Regions from separate parts of the Homo sapiens genome. Here region 1 is linked to region 2. A link is an interaction called in ENCODE POLR2A ChIA-PET data of the cell type or tissue named here. Cell type or tissue: Panc1. All regions are shown on one strand. Each heading gives the region's core, and the rest is flanking DNA. Links, peaks and the distances in the headings are about the cores only.

Evidence for each region. Peaks named below come from ENCODE experiments on the same cell type or tissue, not always from the same donor. Only the 100,000 strongest peaks of a DNase experiment are listed, where the experiment ranks them.
Region 1: POLR2A ChIA-PET joins it to region 2 with 6 read pairs; 6 of 35 experiments call an interaction of 5 or more read pairs at or near these places.

Annotation. Positions count from the first base shown.
Region 1 is chr19:38,594,888-38,597,793 of GRCh38, forward strand. MAP4K1 (mitogen-activated protein kinase kinase kinase kinase 1) reads right to left here. Exons shown (of 31, transcript NM_001042600.3): 23 at 2,599-2,707; 24 at 2,439-2,497; 25 at 2,147-2,250; 26 at 1,425-1,599; 27 at 1,052-1,114; 28 at 753-842; 29 at 598-668. It overlaps MAP4K1-AS1 (MAP4K1 antisense RNA 1), which reads left to right and starts at 1,460. Exons shown (of 3, transcript NR_134907.1): 1 at 1,460-1,549; 2 at 2,366-2,508. RefSeq lists an enhancer at 1,847-2,347. In Panc1, for the core only: no CTCF peak of the experiment used is centred there; DNase peaks (open chromatin) are centred at 1,404 and 1,855; H3K4me3 peaks cover 846 bases.
Region 2 is chr19:38,519,726-38,522,631 of GRCh38, forward strand. The region is part of intron 67 of RYR1 (ryanodine receptor 1); the gene reads left to right. Among named protein-coding and RNA genes, the nearest start is that of MAP4K1-AS1, 75 kb to the right of the region's middle. In Panc1, for the core only: no CTCF peak of the experiment used is centred there; no DNase peak of the experiment used is centred there.

The DNA of each region.
Region 1 (2,906 bases), core at 138-2,637, 75 kb after region 2:
CCGAGATCGCGCCACTACACTCCAGCCTGGGTGACAGAGCAAGAATCCATCTCCAAAAATAAATAAATTTTATCTATCTATCTATCTATCTATCTATCTATCTATCTATAAAATAGGCCGGGTGTGGTGGCTGACAGCTGTAATCCCAGCACTTTGGGAGGCCAAGGCGGGTGAATCACCCCAGGTCAAGAGTTCAAGACCATCCAGCCTGATGAACATGGTGAAACCCCGTCTCTACTGAAAATACAAAAATTAGCCAGCTGTGGTGGCGCATGCCTGTAATCCCAGCTACTTGGGAGGCCGAGGCAGGAGAATCGCGTGAACCCGGGAGGTGGAGGTTGCAGTGAGCCGGGATCGCACCACTGCACTCCAGCCTGGGCAACAAGAGTGAAACTCCGTCTTAAATAAATAAATAAATAAAAATAAAATAAAAAATAAATCCTGGGGCAAAGAAGGGGATCTATCTGAACTGAAATTTGGAAGATGTTTCCCCTCCAGGACTTCACACTCTGACTCAGGAGTTCTCGGAGCCCATCTGATGAATGTCATGATGGAGGCTGGGGGGCAGTGATGTGGAGTTTGGATGGAGGGGCTTACCTGATCCGAGCCTAGAGCCCACACCTGCACTCCATGCTTCCAGAAGGCCTGAAGCTGACCTCCAACCATAGCTGGGGAGAAAGCAATGCCCGTTACCCTTGGGGATCACTTGAGTTTCCACCCCTGATCCTGGGCTCTCCCGTCCCTGCACAGACCCACGGCCTCCACCGCTTCGGTCATGGGGATCTCAGGTGTGCGAAGTCCCCGGACTGGGGACCCCTCCGGGGTCACCAGCTTCACAGAGCCTGGAAGGAGATAGACGGTTTTAAGAACTGTGAGCAAGGCTTAGAGGGTTACTAAGGGACCAATCCATAAATTCAGTGTGAAAGCTATGTAGGACAGGGGCAAGGCCCAGAGGGGCTCAGGGGGTTCTGAGAAGCACAAGTTCGGAGGCAGAGATCTAGGGACTGCAGCTGGAGGGGTGGGGAGGAAGGGGAGGAAGGAGGGTTCTCACCATCCATCAACACCATCACCATATCTTCCTCTACCTGGGTCACCTGCACGGGTCCCCTGTGCTCTGTTTGGGGGGAGTGGGTTAAGGATTGACCCCACCCCATTCCCCTTTCCCCACACCACCCCCAGAAGGCCAGTACCTGTGCTTTAGCCACCGCCTCAGTTCACAAGCAAGTGGGCTAAACCCCGCCCACCATCCCGGTCCCACCCCATCATCAATCTCCCCAGTTAACTAAAACCTGCCATTCTCCCTTCTCCGCCCTTCCAGCCCTTTCTCAGTCCCGTAGTGCCTCAGGCTAAGCGAAGCCCCGCCTCCAGCTCCGCCCCTCCGGATCTGATAAGCCCCGCCCTCAGCAAGACTCCGCCCCACTCACCGGTGCTCATCTCGCCCAGCCAGCAAGAGAGCGCGCCAAAGCGCACCGTGTGGAAGAGCACCGACTTCCCCGGCCGCCCGGGGCTCACGCCGATGCACACAGCGGGCAGCTCAGAGCCTGGCCCGGTCAGCAGCGCGAACACGGACAGAGGCGTCGGCAGTGGGAACAGCACCTGCTGCGGGCCGCACAGGGAGGGGCGGGCTAGGGGGTGGTTCAGGACGGGGCCTCAGGGGGCGTGGCTTGTAGCTGGCCTGGGACTTCCGAACCAGGGCCCTAAGTCTTGGGGGATGCCGTCTAGAAATGTCAGGGGATAAGGCCTGGTGCCTCCGCGGGAACGGGGGTCGTGACCTCCGAGTGGGTGTGGCTTCCATGTGGGGGCATGCCACCTTGGCGGCAGACGGGCAGGGCCCCAAAGATAGCAAAACCTGCTTAGACACTCAAAGAGACAGGCTCTAAATGGGCTCTACTAGGACACCCAGGGAGTGGCAGCATTGAGCCTGAGGAATAATTAGGCCCAGGTGTGAGGGGCGGCGCTTAAGGATCAGGATGGCTTCAGAAGGACGAGGCTCCAAGCGCAGACCGCAGGTGGGCGGGGCCTCGGGAGATTGGGGCGGGGCCTCGACGGAGGTGGGGCTTCATGGAGCTCTTGATAGAAGCGCAAAGGGTGCAAGGCCTTAGCCACCCACTCCTCAGAGTTCCCAGCACCCTCCCAAGCCCCTTACCCGGACAAGCAGGAATTTGTTCATGGGCTGGTACCACTGAAGCAGGACAACGGACGTCTCCAATGCACCGCACAGGAACGGGCCCCCAGAGCTCGCACCCTCCGCTGTGGCATGGGCAAGGATGAGTCAAGATCAATGCCCTCTATCCTCCTCGCCACCCACACTACCACCCATCTTCTGGGTTCTGGACACATTGCCTTAACTCTGTAACCTTCTCAGGTGGATGCAGTTCAAGCCCCTCCTCTGGCCTGGCCCCGCCCACTCTCTGCACACCCGTGAAGCTCTCTCTCACCCACACAGCACGCCCGGCAGCCTTTGGTGTCCTGGATCTTGGTGGAAACCATGTTCTTCCTGGAGAATAGGTAGGTGTGAAGGGGGGTAGGACAGCAGGAGGCAGAGGGGCATGGGAGGAATTATAAGGCTGTGTGGTGCCATTCATTGGGAGCTGGTACCTTGCCAGTAGGCGGTGGGGGCTAATGTGAGCGATGGGGTTTCCTGCTCTGGTCTCTTTCCGTTCCAGCAGGCCAAGGATGCTATGAGAATACAGGTGGGGGGTCTTTCCTGCAGGGTGTGTGTATGTAGGGGGAAGCAGGAAGTTATAGGATCCCATATACCACTTCCTTTCCTCCATCCCTTCCCTCAGCCCCATCCCTTTGTCTGAAACTCCCAAGCCTGCAAGTCTCAAGTACTTGTCATTCATTCATTCATTTCTCACTCCACATAGATTGAACGTCCATTGTAGGCCAGGCCTGCTGTGCTT
Region 2 (2,906 bases), core at 143-2,642:
TGGAATGCAGTGGCGCGATCTCGGCTCACTGTAACCTCCACCTCCCGGGTTCAAGTGATTCTCCTGCCTCAGCCTTCCCAGTAGCTAGGATTACAGGTGCATGCCACCACGCCCAGCTAAGTTTCGTATTTTTAGTAGAGACAGATTTTCACCATGTTGGCCAGGCTGGTCTTGAACTCTTGACCTCATGATTTGCCTGCCTCGGCCTCCCAAAGTGCTGGGATTACAGCTGTGAGCCAATGCAGCTGGCCAGTGTGATTTTTTTTAAATCATTCTCCTAATGCTGGACATTTAGATTGTGTCGATTTCTTTGTCACTATGCACAACACCGTAAGGAATAGTTTGCTTTTTTTTTTTTTTTTTTTATTGAGACAGGGTCTCTCTCTGTTGCCCAGGCTGGAGTGCTGTGGCATGATCATGGCTTGCTGCAGCCTCGGTTCCTGGGTTCAAGCGATCCTCTGCTTCTGCCCCTGAGTAGCTGGGATTATAGACTCACACCAACATGCTCGGCTAATTCTTGTATTTTTATGGGGTCTCACTATGTTGCCCAGGTTGGTCTTGAATTCCCGGGGTCAAGTGATCCTCCCACCTCAGCCTCCCAAAGTGTTGGGATTACAGAAGTGAGCCACCACACTTAGCTGCTTTTTTTTTTTTTTTAACACAACAATACACCATGAAAGACATATAGGCCGGGTGTGGTGGCTCATGCCTGTAATCCCAGCACTTTGGGAGGCCGAGGTGGGCAGATCACCTGAGGTCAGGTGTTTGAGACCAGCCTGGCCAACGTGGCGAAACCCTGTCTCTATTATGAATACAAAAATTAGCCAGGCGTAGTGACGCAGGCTTGAAATCCCAGCTACTCCAGAGGCTGAAGCAGGAGAATCGCCTGAGCCTGGGAGGCAGAGGTTGCACTGAGCTGAGATCGTGTCACTGCACTCCAGCCTAGGAACAGAGCGAGGCTCCACCTCAAAAAAAAAAAAAAAAAAAAAAAAAAGATGTATAGATTCACCTCTTTTGTCTTGGTGGTCGTGTGACATTCTCTGCTGTTGGATATAGTTCAATTTTTCAATCAGTAAATATGAACAAATTGTGGTTTATTCATACAACAGAAGACTCCACGGCAGTGGGAGTGAACAAGTTGTTTCTATGCACAATGTGATTGGCTTTCACAAATGTTAGGTGGAATGAAAGAAGCCAGAAAACCAAGAAATAAACTACATATTTTACCATCTGTTTAATGTTCACGAGCAGATAAGAATAAGTTTGGGGCCGGGTGCAGTGGCTTACAACTGTAATCCCAGCACTTTGAGAGACTGAGGCGGGAGGATCACTTGAGCTCAGGAATTTGAGACCAGCCTAGGCAACATGGCTAGACCCTGTCTCTACAAAAAAAGAAAAGAAATACAAAAATTAGTCAGGCATGGTGACACACACCTGTAGTCCTTGCCTCAGGCTGGGACTGGGAGGCTGAGGTGGGAGGATCGTTTGAGCCCAGGAGGTCAAAGCTGCAGTGAGCTATGATCACACCGCTGCACTCCAACCTGGGCAACAGAGATAGACCCTGTCTCAATAAGGTTTGTTTTTTTTTAATACAAGTAAATGAATAAAATAAAATATGTGAACCTACTTAGATTCTGACCCTGTCTCAAAAAAAAAAGAAATTTTATGCTGGGTGCAGTGGCTCGTGACTGTAATCCCAGCACTTTGGGTGGCCAAAGAGAGTGGATCACTCAAACTCAGTCTCAAACTCAGAAGTTTGAGACCAGCCTGGGCAACATGCAAAAACCCTGTCTCTACTGAAAATACAAAAATTAGCCGGGCGTGGTGGCGCATACCTGTAGTCCCAGCTAAGTACTCCTGAGTGGGAGGCTGAGGCAGGAGAATCACTTGGAACCTGGGAGGCAGAAGTTGCAGTGAGCTGAGATCACACCACTGCACTCCAGCCTGGGCGACAGAGCGAGACCCTGTCTCAAAAAAGAAAAAAAGAAAATTTTTTTTTTTTTTTTTGAGATGGAGTCTCGCCCAGGCTGGGGTGCAGTGGTGCGATCTCTGCTCACTGCAAGCTCCACCTCCCGGGTTCACGCCATTCTCCTGCCTCAGCCTCCTGAGTAGCTGGGACCACAGGTGCCTGCCACCACACCCGGCTAATTTTTTTGTATTTTTTAGTAGAGATGAGGTTTCACCGTGTTAGCCAGGATGGTCTCGATCTCCTGACCTCGTGATCTGCCCGCCTCGGCCTCCCAAAGTGCTGGGATTACAGGCATGAGCCACTGCGCCCAGCTGAAAGAAAAAATTTTAAAAAGTTTTTAGCCTAGAAGTTAGAATATGGATGATTTTTCAGGAGGAGGAAGGGGGAGTGGCTGGGAGGGGCCATGATAGTACTTCCAGGGACCAGAAATGTCCTATTTCTTGACTTCGGTGCTGGCTACACAAGTGTGTTCATTTGTGATAATTCACCAGGTTGATATTTCTTAATATGTAGGTTATATAATACATATGTATGTATCATGTGTGTCTATGTATTGCATGCATGTATTATATTTATGTATTTCGATGAAAAGGTTAGACAAAGTTTTTTAAAAAAGGAATAGTCAGGCCAGGGAAGGTGGCTCACACCTGTAATCCCAGCACTTTGAGAGGTCAGGGAAAGAGGATCTCTTGAGCCCAGGAGTTCAAGACCAGCCTGGACAACCTAGGGAGACCCTCTTCCTACAAAAAATAAAATAAAACATTAGCCAGGCCTGGGCATGGTGACGTGCACCTGTAGTCCCAGCTACTCAGGGAGGCTGAAGTGGGAGGATCACTTAAGCCTGGGAGGTTGAGGTTGCAGTGAGTGGAGATCGCATCACTGTACTCCAGCCTGACAGATTGAGACCCTGTCTCAGAAAGAAAGAAAGAGAGAGAGA